Regions from separate parts of the Homo sapiens genome. Here all the other regions are linked to region 4. A link is a contact called in ENCODE Hi-C or POLR2A ChIA-PET data. All regions are on one chromosome and are shown on one strand. Each heading gives the region's core, a stretch centred on a gene start or an enhancer-like site at or near the end of the contact. The rest is flanking DNA. Distances are from core to core; before and after follow the strand shown. Region 1 holds the start of ZNF316 (zinc finger protein 316). Region 2 holds the start of CYTH3 (cytohesin 3). Region 3 holds the start of INTS15 (integrator complex subunit 15). Region 4 holds the start of DAGLB (diacylglycerol lipase beta). Region 5 overlaps CYTH3 (cytohesin 3).

Region 1 (2,700 bases), core at 115-2,614, 190 kb after region 4:
AGAACCTGATTTTTCAATTTTATTTTTTAAACAAGAATGGGACTCCTTATTTTAAAATGTTATTAACTTTAAGACATTTTAAGACACCAAGAGCCAAGCGACATCACTGTGAGGGTCTGATTCAAGGGGTTGGGGCTGCACCCCTCTGTGGGACTAAGGTTTGAGTCCTCCTCTATCTTATTATTATTTTGAGACAGAGTCTCACCTTGTCGCCCAGGCTGGCGTGCAGTGGTGTGATCTCGGCTCACTGCACCCTCTGCCTCCCGGCTTCAAACGATTCTCCTGCCTCAGCCTCCCAAGCAGCTGGGACTACAGGGGTGCGCTACCACGGCCGGCTAATTTTTGTATTTTTAGTAGAGATGGGGTTTCACCCACCATGTTAGCCAAGCTAGTCTCGAACTCCTGACCTCGTGATCCGCCCGCCAAGACCTCCCAAAGTGCTAGGATTACAGACACCGTGCCTGGCCGAGTCCTCCTCTATCTCTTGCCCAGTCAGGCCTGGGGTCCCCACAGAAAAGCACCAAGAACAGTGGTGCAGGCGGGCTGGGAGCTGGGGAAGGGGCCCAGGCCACACCATTCCAGGCGGAAGACAGACCCTGGACTCCACCAATGCCAGAGCTCATCCTGACACCCCAGCTGCACCTCTTGGGAGCAGGTGCAGACAGGCTTGTGGGTGGGGGTCTGGGGGTGGCCGCTGAGCTCACCGACCCCTCCCTGGGTTCCTGGGGTCGCCTGTCACTTCTGCCCCCACACTGGCCATGCCCTCTGCCTGGACATCGCTTCCCTGCCCGTGACCCCATGTCCCTCCAAGTGCGGGCTCCACAACCCCAGTCTCCTCCTGCACTCAACCGCCACAGTCCACCCATAAGACGTTCACCCCGCCCGTCCCTCCTCCCTCCCCACCCACAAGACGTTCACCCCGCGCGGGCCCGGGGATCTGGTGGAGGCGTGGACACCTGGCCCCCTCCCCACCACAGGGGTCGCCTCCTCCCTCCACCATCCTGGGGTCCCGGGCAGGCTCCGTGGACTGGCGGAGGGGGCCCAGCGCGGGGCCTGGTCCTCAGCGGGCGCCCCGATGAACGAGGCCGGGCTGGGGTTCGGGGAAGGCGGTGGTCGCAGCGGCGGGACCTCGGGGTCACCTCCGAGACCTGGCCAGGGTGTCCAGGAGCGGGGCGAGGTTGTGGGCGCCCCACGAGTGTCGAGGGCGCTCCCGTCCCCTCCCCGCATGCCCCGTCCTCGCCCCGGCCCGAGGCCCAGCTGGGCAAACCCCCGCAACCCGCGCTTCCCCGCTCCGCGCCGCTGCCCCCGCGTGACCGGAAGTTCCTCCCCCCGCGGGCGCGGGCGGGGCGGGGCCGGCCGGCGGTACTTCCGGTGCCCACGCGCCGCCGTCGCGCAGCTCCCGGGCCGTCACTTTGTGTAGCGCGGGGTCCGCCGCCGGCCCGCAGGCCCCGGCCCCGGTGTCCGGCCCGTGGCTCGGCCAGCCCGGCCCGCGCGGTGAGTGGGTCTCGCGGGGCCGGTGGGCGGCGGCGCGGGCGGCAGGTGCGGGCGGGCCGGGCTTGCGCTCGGGGGCGGCGGCGGCGGCGGGGCCGGGCTGGCCCTCGACGCCCGGCGCGGGGAGGCCGCGGGGAGGCGGCGGGGCCGGGGCCTGCAGAGTCGGAGCGGAACGCGGGTAGGGACTTCCGCGGCAGCGCCCCCGCCTCCCGGACCCCCGTCCGGGCCTGCGCGTTGCCGACCCCCGGGGCCGGTCCGGGCAGGAGGCGGAGGGGGCAGGCCCGGGAGGCCACGCGTGACACCTCGGGGTGCCCGCCCACGCCTTCTCGGCCGCAGCGGCAGGGGCTGGGCCGCGGCCGCCCCCAGGACACACCCATCCAGGAGGGGCTGTCATCGTCTAGGTCTCTGCAGGAGGAGGCGGCTCCGGACGCCCCCTGGGGGGCGGGAGGCGCTCGGCCCGTCGCCCCAGGAGCCCGCTTTGTGACCTTGGGGGCCTTATCCGGGCTTTCCCTCATCTGCAGAAGGAGCCCCGGTGGGCTGCTCGGCTGTCTTCTGCTGCCGGCAGGTAGGTAGGGACACCCATCCCTGGGATTGGATGGGGTCTGGGCTGTCCCGCGTGGCAGCAGAGGTAGGAAAGGGGCTGGGCTTTGGTCGAGGACCCGATGGGCAAGAGGAAGTGCAGGTACCAGGAGGATCAGGCCCCCAGCTCTGCTTGTGTGGGGAGACCTCGGTGCTTGGTTTGGTTCAACAAGTGTGGGCAGGTCTGGGGGCCGGGTGGGGTGGTGAGGGGGCTACCCTGGGGAACCTGAGATGGCCCCCGTGGAAATAACCTGCACCAGGAGCAAACCCAGGAAAGTAGGGGGATCCAGAATCCGAGGACAGACAGTGAGGACTGTGGTGGTCGGGGAAGGAAGTCCTTCAGGAGGGCATGAAGACCCGAAGGGCTCTGAGGGCAGCGGGGGCCACCCAGAGGGAATGAAGGGGGCTAGACACAAGCACACCCCCACATCTCCCGCTCTCTGAGTTGGGTTTCCCTGGCTTTGGAGCTTTTGTGAGGAGTTTCTATCAACTTTCAAGCTTTGCCTCTTCTTCCTGCCCTTGCCTCGCTCCCTTCTCCTCTTGGGAGATACCTTGTCACCTCCCATTCTAAATGTTGGCTGCAGCACCGTATCCTAGAGTGCAGGGCCCTAGTAGAAATGAGGGTTTGGG
Region 2 (2,700 bases), core at 134-2,633, 180 kb before region 4:
CAACTTCCCACCATCCTGGCTGCATCGCGTCTTTCAGCAAAAAAACATCTCCCTCTGAGCAGCACTTGAATTCTGGAAGGCACCTTGATGATGAACCACTTCATCCTGAAGCATTCAATACTGCTGATTCTTACAGGCAGCTGCACCGGCAGCCTGTAATTAAGATTTCTCTAAACTGCTCCCTTATTACATGGGGTTCTGATGATTCTGATGATTTCTCTGTCAGCTCAAAGGAGATCTTCAGGAAAAAAAAAAAAAGTCTAGAGAACCTCAACTTCGGCTGTTCCTGTAAAAACACGGGCATTAACCCTTTGCTTTCCAAAGCGAACACCCACTCCATACAGAGGCACGTTCCTCTGTTTTTAAAATCTAATTCCCAGCATGACCCAGCAGTCATTTGTATTCCACTAAATAATTTCCAACAAACACGATTCCTCCAGCAAGAGGAAACCGAACGTCAGACACAGACCACCTGGGCCACGACGCGCATCGACCCGACCCACTCGGGAGCACACCTGGCTCCGGGCACACCTGGCTCTCCGGTCTTGCCTCTGTGCTGGGTGCAGCTCGTGTCTCCCACCCTCGGCTCCACGGAGTTTTTTGCTCAATCTGTCGCGTCTGCCGTTTCCTAAAACGTCTACCCTGAACTGAACTCCAGCTGGCCCCCTCCCCGTTCGAGCAAATCCAGCGACCGTTTCTGACCCAAAGCCAAGCAGACTGTCACGCTTTCCAACCGTTTCCCCTGCCCTCCCGTCCTGTACACTCGAGGAGCCTCCAGTGCAAAACTTTCCCCTCCCGGTTTCCCACCGGCTCAGCCGCTTCCGCCCACCTGAGCTGAAAGGGGGCGTCCGAAACGCCGGGCTCCGGAGGGCATGAACGCCCTTGGCGACAAGATGCGGGGAAGGTCGCCCCGCAAGGTCCCCCGCCCCAGAGGAGCGACACCCAAACCCCGGCCCGAGACTCCGGGGCGACCCCAGCCCGCGGCAGCCCCGGCCTGGTACCCAGACCCTCGCCAGCGCCGAACGGCGACCCCGGCCCGCCCCCTCCCTCGGCCCCCGGAGACCCAGCCTCGGCCCTGGCCCGGCGTGCCTCAGGCCTCCAGCGGACGCCGCTGCCGCTGCCCCCGACCCCGTCTCCTCCGGCGAACCCCGGCCCAGCGCCGCGCCCTCGACCCCCAGCCCCCGGCCCCCGACCCCAGGCCGCCGGCGAGCCCACCACACCTCCGACACTCACCGCCACCACCCTCGCCGCCGCCGTCTTCATCCATCTTGAGGCCACTCCCGCAGCCGGCGAGCCGGGGGCCGGCAGCAGAGGGGCCGCGGGCTGGGGACGCCGCCGGAGGGAGCGCGCAGGCGACCGGGCGGCTCCTCAGCGCGCGGCCCGGGTCGCGGCCGGGCCTCCTCCCGCCGGGCGGGGCCTCGCTGGTCGGCGTGCCGTCACGTGACCCATGCCCCGCCTCTGCCCGCGGTGGGCGGGGCGTGAGGCCGCGCAGCCCCGCCCTCGGGAACCGGCCGGGCCGGCGGCGTCTGCGCTGGGGAAGGCTGTAGACCTGGCCCCTGAAGTGCAGGCCGATCCGGTGTGCGTGGAGCGAAGCCTCCTCGCCCTCAGCATTCCAGTAGCCTGCGGACGGGCGTGGGGCCCCGGACACTGGAACGCCACACTCTGCAAAACCCAGTGGCCAGGGGTGCAACTTGCACGTGCACTCGGGGTAAAAGATCAAGAAACGAATGCATTCAGAAGTCAGGCCTGGCCAGGCTCGGTGGCTCACACCTGTATTCCAATACTTTGAGAGGCTGAGGTGGGAGGATCGCTGGAGAACAAAAGTTGGAGACCAGCCCCGATAACATAGCGACCCAGGCATGGTGGCATGTGCCTGTAGTTCCAGCTACTGGGGAGGCTGAGGTGGGAGGTCACGTCACTTGAGCCCAGTAGGTAGAGGCTGCAGTGAGTTATTATTGCACCACTGCACTCCAGTCTGGGTGACAGAGTGAGACCCTGTCTCAAAAAAAAAAAGAACAAGGTCAGGCCTTCTCCTTCCTAAGACATGCATGTCAGAAGAATTCCAGCCTTTCAGCTGTCTTATATTTAATGGAGCCTCTCCTCCTTCCCTCCTGGTGAGTGCATTTTTAAATTAACAAAATGCAGGGCTTGTAAATGAATGTGGTCATGAGGTTGGAACGGAATCCCGATTCAACACACCTGGGGCTCAGCTCTCAAAGGGCATTGTAGGGGTTGGCCAATCTGGCGGCTGATGCCCTTGGAGTTTAGCGCCAGTCTTCCTTGGAGAGCTGCCAGCTGTCCTGGATTTATGATGCAGGAGGAGCTCTGAATTCAGTTTCCCTTGGGCACAGCCAGGGTCCTCAGCACAGGCCTCCTGGGCAGAAGGCCTCCCCTGGCCCCTGCTCCACATCGATGGATCTCCTCTCTCACTCCCCATATCTCTCTTCCAGTAACTCCTGAAGCATTGCTTGTGGCCCCTCCCAAGCCTTTCTGTTGGAACTCAATCGCATTAAAGAAAAGCAAACATTGTAATGGAGGAGATAGCTCATCTCTAATATAATTTTCCAGCAACTGTTTTATATTTACAAGCTGTCCATTGAACCAAAGGATCCTTCCGTTGTCATCTATCAAAGTGGACAATTTCACCTTTTGGTTCAAGGTTGCGGGATGATTTCAAAGTTCAATCTTCTAATAACCTCA
Region 3 (2,700 bases), core at 92-2,591, 140 kb after region 4:
CTCCTGGGTGGCTACCTGTTGTTTGTCCTGTATCTGGCGGCCACCAACCAGACTACTAACGAGTGGTACAGAGGTGACTGGGCCTGGTGCCAGCGTTGTCCCCTTGTGGCCTGGCCTCCGTCAGCAGAGCCCCAAGTCCACCGGAACATTCACTCCCATGGGCTTCGGAGCAACCTTCAAGAGATCTTTCTACCTGCCTTTCCATGTCATGAGAGGAAGAAACAAGAATGACAAGTGTATGACTGCCTTTGAGCTGTAGTTCCCGTTTATTTACACATGTGGATCCTCGTTTTCCAAGCATGGCTTGTTTGTTTTGATTTCTGCTGTGCTTATAAATCACTTTCGGTGGGCAAGGGAGAGAGGGGAAAATGGGTGTTGACTGAGGAATCCCCCTTGCTTGTCTTCTTTTGAAACCGGGCATCTCTGAAGTCCTGGTGTCAAGGGGATCAAGAGATGACTTCTCAGAGGTTCTAGGTGATGCTGAGACCTTGGTGTCTCTAAACTCTGGGCATGTGGACAGGAGGGGCTTGCGGCCGTGTCTCTGACCTGTGTGATGTGCAGGAGGGTCTCATTGACTCAGCGCCTGCGCGTTGTGCCTGGCTGTGCTCTCTTTTATGCCCCCTCTATTCTCCTCTCTCCCCCAGGGGATTTTCATCTCAACAACAGAGTGTCCTCACCCAGGCCTGCCTTCCGGCCAGTATGGGCTTGTACATCAGGCACCTTCCTGCATGTGTGGCCTCCGGCCTGCCCTCCTCTAGCCACATTCAAGTCCTTTCTCACCAGTTTAAAAATTGTGAAAGTGAACTGCCACCTATTTCAGAGGAGACATGACTGCCAGAAACGAGGTCTTGGTGCGGAAGGTCTTTGGAGTGGGAGGGCTCTCAGGTGCAGGTGGCAGGTGTTCTGCACCTTGCTAGGCCAAGGAGCCCGCAGTCAGAGAGGCTGGGAAGTGGGAGTCAGGGGCAGGGGGCCTTCCAGCCATCTTCCCCCGTACCCCCCAGCTGAGAACAGATGGAAACGTGAAGACGGGTAGCTGGGGCGGCCAGGGAACCCAAGTCCGCTGGCCGAAGCCAAAGCCCGGCACCACCCCCAATTCTTGCTGGTGGAAAGCACCGTGAAATCAACCAGCGGCAGCTCTGAACGCGACGCACAGCCCGCGAGGGAGCCTGGGCAAGGACGGAGCGGGCCTGCACCGGCGGTTGGGCGGGCTCCGGGGGCGGGGTCCACCTGGGACCGCGGCGCGCCCCTCACCGCTCGCGCCGCCAGGGGGCGCCCTCCGGAGAGCGCGCCTAGGCCGCGGCCTGCGCTTGGCCCCTGCGGGCCGCCGTCTCCGTGCCCGGCATTCGGCCGCTGTTCGGCTGCGCGGCGGCAGCTCCCGGCGGCTCCTGGCGGCGCCGCAGTCGGACCTTCGGGCGCCTGCTGGCCGGCGGCAGCAGCGATGGCCCCCTGAGCAGGCAGGGAGCAGGCGGCGGCAGGCGGGCAAGCGGGCGGGTGCCGCAGCCCAGGCCCGGGTCGCGCCTCTTTGTTTCCACGGGTAGCGGCGCAGTCCCGGGCCCCGGGCGGAAGTGAGACGCGCTCGGCGCGGGGGCCGCGGCGGCCGCACCATGAGCGACATCCGCCACTCGCTGCTGCGCCGCGATGCGCTGAGCGCCGCCAAGGAGGTGTTGTACCACCTGGACATCTACTTCAGCAGCCAGCTGCAGAGCGCGCCGCTGCCCATCGTGGACAAGGGCCCCGTGGAGCTGCTGGAGGAGTTCGTGTTCCAGGTGCCCAAGGAGCGCAGCGCGCAGCCCAAGGTGCGGCCTGAGACGGTCGGGTTCCCGGGCCCCGCAGGCGGGCGGGCGGGCCTTTTCCCCAGCGATGCAGGGCTGTGTCAAGCCGCGGGCGCCCCATGTCCAGGATCCCCGCGCTCGCGCTCGGCCTCGCTCCTGCAGCAGCCCCCAAACCCTTCTCCGGGTCCTGCAGTGTTGCTCAGCTGCCTGTCCAGTCTGCGGGGCGTGTGACAGCCGAGTCTTGGTGTTAAAGGGACAAACTGGCGACTGCCCGCTCCCTAGAGGTCTGTTGGGCTGTTACCGAAAGGCTCATCCTGAACCCTCCAGGAGGATGTATAATGATCTGTATGGCTTTCTTCTTACATCTTTTTCTTTTTTTTTTCTTTCTCTGCCTTTTTTTTTTTCGAGACAAGGTTTCACTACGTTGCCCAGGCAGGAGTGCAGTGGTGCAATCACAGCTCACTACAACCTTGAACTCCTGGGCTCAAGTAATCCTCCCGCCTCATCCTTCTGAGTAGCTGGGACTCCAGGCGTGCACCACCATGCCCAGCTAATTTTTGAATGTTTTGTAGAGATGGGGCCTCCCTGTGTTACCCAGGCTGGTCTCAAACTCCTGGGCTCAAGATTCTCTCTCCTTGGCCTCCAAAGTGTTGGAATTACAGGCGTGAGCCACAACGCCTGGCCTATATGACTTTTTTCTAAGATCAACAGCAAAGATCTCCCTGAGACCTGAGCTTTACGAAGGGCGAAAAGTTCTACGGGAACTTTACGAAGGGCGAAAAGTTCTACGGGAAAATACTGTTATTTCCTGTTTTTCTTTTTTTTTTTTTTTTTGAGACGGAGTCTCACTCTGTCACCAGGCTGGAGTGCAGTGGTGCGATCTCGGCTCACTGCAACCTCCGCCTCCCAGGTTCAAGCGAGATTCCTG
Region 4 (2,700 bases), core at 5-2,504:
ATATAATTGCCAACAATAAAAGATCTAGGCCCGGCACGGCGGCTCACGTCTGTAATCCTAGCACTTTGGGAGGCCAAGGCAGGAGGATCACTTGAGCACAAGAGTTGGACACTAGCCTGGGCAACACGGTGAGACTCCATCTCTACAAAAAATAGAAAAAGTTAGCTGGGCGTGGTGGCACGAGTCTGTGGTCCCAGCTACTTGGAAGAGTGAAGTGGGAAGATCGCTTGAGCCCAGGAGGTTGAGGCTGCAGTGAGTGGTGATCGCACCACTGCACTCCCGCCTGGGTAGCAGAGTGAGACCCTGTCTCAAAAAAATAAAAAGAAAAGGGGTCTCACTATGTTGCCCAGGTTGGTCTCAAACTCCTGCCCTCAAGCAATCCTCCCGTCTCAGCCTCTCAATGTGCTGAGATAACAGGCGTGAGCCATGGCGCCCAGCCAAGAATCTACTTTTGCATAACAATGATTCATTCCCTGCACAGATCCTCTGGGAACAGACTTCAGGTACCAATGCCACTTCCCACTGATTCCACACTTTGAAAGACAACAGCGTTGTATGTTGAGCCTGTCTGCTTCTCACGAAATGCAGCCACAACCGGCTCGGTATTTTTTCCTATCCTTCGTGTTGCAGATTCAAGTGCCCCGTACAAAGGGAAGGAAGGGCACAAGTGGCTGCTCCCGCCTCAAGAAAGGAGAACTCGAGGCCAAGGCTTTTGCCGGCGGTAACACCCTCGTGGCACCCCAGGGCCAGGTCTCGGCGCTGCACACAAAGGGGTGCTCGCGTCCTGCTGCGCGGACTTCGAAACCCCCTGTTTGTCCCCCGGGGTCAGCCCACACACTCTGGGGGCTTCGGTTTGTCATCCGTCAAATGGACACAGCACCACTGCCCACCTCTTCGGGCAGTGGTGAGAACTCGATAAGAGGATGCGTGGCCAGCGCTGGGACCGCGACAGTGCTTGGGAAGCCACTTCTGTCACCGTCTCAAGGGACAGCTCGCCCCCCGCTCCCTCTCCGGTGGGCTCCACCGCCCCCGTAGCCGCCGTCCTTACCACAGCACTCGCACGACCAGCTCGAAGAACCCTGGGAAGACCAAGTCGTCGCTGGCGATGGCCCAGCGCCGGCCGAAGAGTACCATCCCCGGCATGGCGAAGGTCCCGTAGCTCGCACTCAGGAGAGACCCCGCGCGCCGTTCACCGAGAACAAACCAGCACCCTCCGGACGCCGCCACCAAATTATCGGCGCTCAAGCGCAAACGCAGCGAGGGCGGGGACCTGCGCATGCTCACGCTGAGGCCGAGATCGGCGCAAGCGCACTGAGCCCTACACCGCCTCTTCCGCCGGAGCTGTCTGCGCCTGCGCAGAAACGCTGATCCGGAAGGCGCTGGCTGAGTCGATTGCAGGTCTGCCGGTCGGTGAAATCCGTTCTGGTATTTTCTTTTTCTTTTTCGTGAAGAGTGCAGTGATATCCGTTCTGGTGATATTTCCTTTTCCTTTTTTTTTTTTTTTTTTTTTTTTTTTTTTTTTTTTTTTTGGTGACGGAGTCTCGCTCTGTTCCCAGGCTGGAGTGCAGTGGGTGTGATCTCGGCTCACTGCATCCTCCGCCTCCCGGGCTCAAGCGATTCACCTGTCTCAGGCTCCGGTGTAGCTGTGATTACAGGAGCGCGCCACCACGGCTAATTTTTGTATTTTTAGTAGAGACGAAGTTTCACCATGTTGGCCAGGCTGGTCTCGAACCCCTGACCTCAAGTGATCCGCCCGCCTGGGCCTCTCAAAGTGCTAGGATTACAGGCGTGAACCACTGCGCCCGGCCCTGTTTGTCTGTTTGTTTAAGGCAGCGTATGGCTCTGTCGTTCAGGGTGGAGTGCAGTGGCGCAATCATGACTCACTGCAGCCTTGAACTCCTGAATGCCGCCTTGAATTCCTGGATTCCAGCGACTCTCCCACCTCAACCTCCTGAGTAGCTGAGACCAAAGGCACGTGCCACACTCCCGGCTAATTTATTTTTATTTATTTATTTATTTATTTATTTATTTATTTAGAGACATAGTTTTGCTCTTGTTGCCCCAGGCTGGAGTGCAATGGCGCGATCTTGGTTCACCACAACCTCCATCTCCTGGGTTCAAGCGATTCTCCTGCCTCAGCCTCCTGAGTAGCTGGGATTACAGGCATGTGTCACCATGCCCAGCTAATTTTGTATTTTTAGTAGAGATGGGGTTTCTCCATAAATTTTCCTATTTTTTGTAGAGACCGGAGTCTCACTCTGTTGCCCAGGCCGGTCTTGAACTCCTGGCCTCAAACCATCCTCCCGCCGCAGCCTCCCAAAGTGCTGGTATTACAGGCGTGAGCCACTACACCTGACCGAAATTTTCATTTTATAAGGAGGGACGCTTCAGGCCTGGAGGAATTAGCTAGCCTAGAGACCCAGGCTGTCAATGGCAGGTGTGGGACTCATATCCCGTTCTGTGAGACTTGCAAGCATGGGACAACATTGCTTCCATCTGTGCCCCTTGCTGTAAGGAGCCCGTGTTAGGAACCCCTCGAGTTCAGGGTCTGAAACCACCCTGCAGCTGGCGGGGTGGAGTCTGAGCGCTTTTCAGTACCCCCACTGCCCCACCCTGGTCTGAGCCACCTTCATCTCCTGCCTGGGCTCATCACCCCACTGTGCTTTCTCATTCTGCTGTGCCCTCTTCAGCAGCCAGGGT
Region 5 (2,700 bases), core at 201-2,700, 190 kb before region 4:
GGATTCATCGTACCATTCCTTCAACTTTTCTGTAGATTTGAACATTTTCAAAATACAAAGTTGGGAAGAAAAGATATAATAATCATATTGCCAATCATCAGTTATTCCTCAGCCCAAATAAAACAATTCTTCCAACTCACTCTACTCAGTATGTAAAGACAGGCAGGCCAGAGGCTTAACACACTGATGACTAACAGTTTTGAATGCCTACTATTACAATCGTCGAGATTTTTGATAAATTCTTCATATAAATAATTTCACTTCGGTTTTTTAACAGCTTAGGGAGATTAAGTAACTTACACAAAATCACAAGGCTAGAAATGACAGAGCTGCAGATATTTACTTAAAAATATGTCAATACCAAATATTTGTCAACACCAATCAGGCTCAAATGTTTAAACAAACTTATGTAAGCATACAGAAAGTATGAATACAAATTCTCAGAACCATTAACATTATAGATGACAATATTCTGCCTTGAACAAGGGGAATTACCCGAAATATCCTCAATGGCTGACCTGATATAGCAAACAGGGAAAAGTTCTGAAATCCTAATTCCTAGAGACCCCAAGGGAAAAGAGGGCCTCTCCAATCCCACAGGACTAAGACTATTTAGGAAGGAATGGCTACATAGTTATCTCCAGCATGATGCATCCCAACAGAGTCGGCCGTGAAGAAGCTGGGCTGAGGACCAGAAAGGCCCCCACCACAGCACTGCAGTAGTCCTGGGGGTCCAGCACCTCATCAAGATAGGGAGGGAGGGATATGTTGGGGACATCAGGAGAAAACAGCTTCTACTTCAAGTCTCTTATGAAATTAAGGACTTACAGACTCCCTATGTGGGGGAGACGCTCAGGTTAGTGTGACTACCCAAGTTTGACCTTTAATCTGTTTTTTTTTTTTTTTTTTTTTTTGAGATGGAATCTCCCTCTGTCACCCAGGCTGAAGTGCAGTGGCGCGATCTCTGCTCACTACAAGCTCCGCCTTCCAGGTTAACGCGATTCTCCTGCCTCAGCCTCCTGAGTAGCTGGGACTACAGGTGCCCGCCACTACGCCCAGCTAATTTTTTGTATTTTTAGTAGAGACAGGGTTTCACTGTGTTAGCCAGGATGGTCTCGATCTCCTGACCTCGTGATCCACCCACCTCGGCCTCCCAAAGTGCTGGGATTACAGGCATGAGCCATTGCGCCCGGCCAACCTTTAATCTGTTTAACCAAAGTTGAAATGGCCCTGTCAATAACTTTACAACTCTAAGGAAACAGCACTCCTGTAAAATCTGTTCTTGAAATTCCCAGTCACTGATCCAATCAACTACATTTCGTGATGGCTGAAACCAAGATAAAACCGCCTACAGCAAGTCCTGAGACTCGAGAACTTCTGCCGGGATATTCTCTCCAAAGGGAGTCACTGGCCACTGGTTCAGGCAGGGGGCCCTAGAGCACACTCCCATTTGTGGAACTCCCAGGCAGGCCTGCACCAAACCTCAAGGGGGCTGAAAGGACTAGGATAGTGGACTTCTCTCTGAAGACACAAATTCTTTGCTCCCCTTTACAGGTATAACAGAAATGGGAGATAAATGTTTTAGCGCAGAACTTAACAAGACTTCTGAAGTAGATGGTCTTCATTACCTTTAGATGCAAGACAGTCCGCTCTTCACCAGAATCATAATAGGTAATACTTGACAGGAAGACATGCAAAGAGAGAAGCCCCCAGACTCCTCTCCTGAGAAGGAAAAAGTGGGGAGCGGTGGAAGCAGTGGGAAGGTAATAGAGACTTAAATCCTAAAACAAATGTCCAAGTACTAACAGCAGCAGAACCCAGGGGAAATAGCTTATGTTCTTTCCAGATGAAAAAAATTAAAAAGTCATGTTCTGCATGTCCAGCCAAATTACTGGGCACTTGTCAGGCAGAGCAACTACTGGGGGAGCCAAGGGAGGGCAGGACACACCACATCCATGTGGACTCTGCTCCCTCTGAGAGCTGTCATCAAGAGTGAAGCTGGCGGGACAACGTGTGGCGAGCAAGAGCTAGCAGACTTCAAGACCAGTCTGACCACAAAAAGGAAGGAAAGAAGGCATTTGACTTTCTTTTGTGAAAACTGAAACATCCTAGTAACCATCTGACTAGTATACAGTTTAACCACTACTTTGAACTAAATTTCAGGAACATAGTCCATAACAGACACCCTGTGATTCCCGAGAAAACGCAACATTTTAGAAGAAGACTTATCCAACGTGAAGATTTTTTTTTACATAAGGCAATGAAAGGCATCATTTATTCTCGAAATGTGTCATGCTCTCAGAAGTGTGGTCATATACTGAATCAAAGTCTACAATCACTCATCTTCCCACGCCTGGGAAATACAGCCTCATCATGTGAACAGGCCAAACATTCAAAAGACACTAAAATTCTTCAATTTTCCCATACTCTAACACAAACAAAACTGAATTCATTTGTCTGATCCTTTCTCAACTCAAAAAAATTTTAATCTAATTACTGAAACTTGGAAAAGGACATTCTTGATTATTTTATTTCCTCTCTGTAAAGAACTAAAAGGAAGTCCTGTCTTCTAACAGAATATTAAATTGCCAATGCCACCTTTGATTACTGCATACTTCTAAATGTACACGTTAAAATACACATAAAGATTTGCCAAATGAAACAATGTATTTCTAAGAATACGAAAACGTATTTTGTTTT

The links. Hi-C counts contacts between places; a loop is a spot of excess contacts on that map. ChIA-PET counts read pairs that join two places held with the same protein, here RNA polymerase II (POLR2A). Pooled maps may share reads with other maps.
Region 1: a pooled map shows a loop between it and region 4 (9-fold over the local background). The contact joins the promoter of ZNF316 here to the promoter of DAGLB in region 4. A Hi-C loop is called at or near these places in 7 of 50 pooled maps. POLR2A ChIA-PET finds 5 or more read pairs at or near these places in 5 of 52 experiments (B cell, HCT116, activated CD8-positive, alpha-beta T cell and 2 more).
Region 2: a map of CD4-positive, alpha-beta T cell shows a loop between it and region 4 (4-fold over the local background). The contact joins the promoter of CYTH3 here to the promoter of DAGLB in region 4. A Hi-C loop is called at or near these places in 7 of 168 maps with a recorded cell type or tissue (CD4-positive, alpha-beta T cell, PC-3, PC-9 and 4 more), 5 of 37 single-sample maps with no recorded cell type and 21 of 50 pooled maps. POLR2A ChIA-PET finds 5 or more read pairs at or near these places in 5 of 52 experiments (A549, AG04449, B cell and 2 more).
Region 3: a pooled map shows a loop between it and region 4 (12-fold over the local background). The contact joins the promoter of INTS15 here to the promoter of DAGLB in region 4. A Hi-C loop is called at or near these places in 10 of 50 pooled maps. POLR2A ChIA-PET finds 5 or more read pairs at or near these places in 9 of 52 experiments (B cell, CD4-positive, alpha-beta T cell, CD8-positive, alpha-beta memory T cell and 6 more).
Region 5: a pooled map shows a loop between it and region 4 (3-fold over the local background). The contact joins the enhancer-like site here to the promoter of DAGLB in region 4. A Hi-C loop is called at or near these places in 1 of 37 single-sample maps with no recorded cell type and 6 of 50 pooled maps. POLR2A ChIA-PET finds 5 or more read pairs at or near these places in 3 of 52 experiments (BJ, CD8-positive, alpha-beta memory T cell and OCI-LY7).

What each region holds. Positions count from the first base shown.
Region 1 is chr7:6,635,954-6,638,653 of GRCh38, forward strand. It overlaps ZNF316 (zinc finger protein 316), which reads left to right and starts at 1,365. Exons shown (of 9, transcript NM_001278559.2): 1 at 1,365-1,494; 2 at 1,893-2,056. RefSeq lists silencers at 1,045-1,464, 1,705-2,134 and an enhancer at 2,195-2,244.
Region 2 is chr7:6,271,241-6,273,940 of GRCh38, forward strand. CYTH3 (cytohesin 3) reads right to left here and starts at 1,384. Exons shown (of 13, transcript NM_004227.4): 1 at 1,234-1,384. The coding sequence starts at 1,267. RefSeq lists enhancers at 1-721, 722-1,443 and silencers at 762-931, 1,252-1,611.
Region 3 is chr7:6,588,680-6,591,379 of GRCh38, forward strand. It overlaps INTS15 (integrator complex subunit 15), which reads left to right and starts at 1,342. Exons shown (of 6, transcript NM_024067.4): 1 at 1,342-1,796. The coding sequence starts at 1,605. ZDHHC4 (zDHHC palmitoyltransferase 4) reads left to right here. Exons shown (of 8, transcript NM_001134389.2): 8 at 1-695. The coding sequence ends at 231. It overlaps LOC124901582 (a long non-coding RNA gene), which reads right to left and starts at 1,225. Exons shown (of 2, transcript XR_007060201.1): 1 at 781-1,225; 2 at 244-546. RefSeq lists enhancers at 484-1,322, 947-1,096 and a silencer at 1,167-1,666.
Region 4 is chr7:6,446,700-6,449,399 of GRCh38, forward strand. DAGLB (diacylglycerol lipase beta) reads right to left here and starts at 1,255. Exons shown (of 15, transcript NM_139179.4): 1 at 1,049-1,255. The coding sequence starts at 1,143. RefSeq lists an enhancer at 1,463-1,512.
Region 5 is chr7:6,254,868-6,257,567 of GRCh38, forward strand. All of the region lies in intron 1 of CYTH3 (cytohesin 3), which reads right to left. Among named protein-coding and RNA genes, the nearest start is that of CYTH3, 16 kb to the right of the region's middle. RefSeq lists an enhancer at 1,769-1,818. Within about 2 kb of position 1,451, at least 15 of the 41 ENCODE cell types and tissues checked have a DNase peak (open chromatin) inside an H3K27ac peak, as active enhancers do.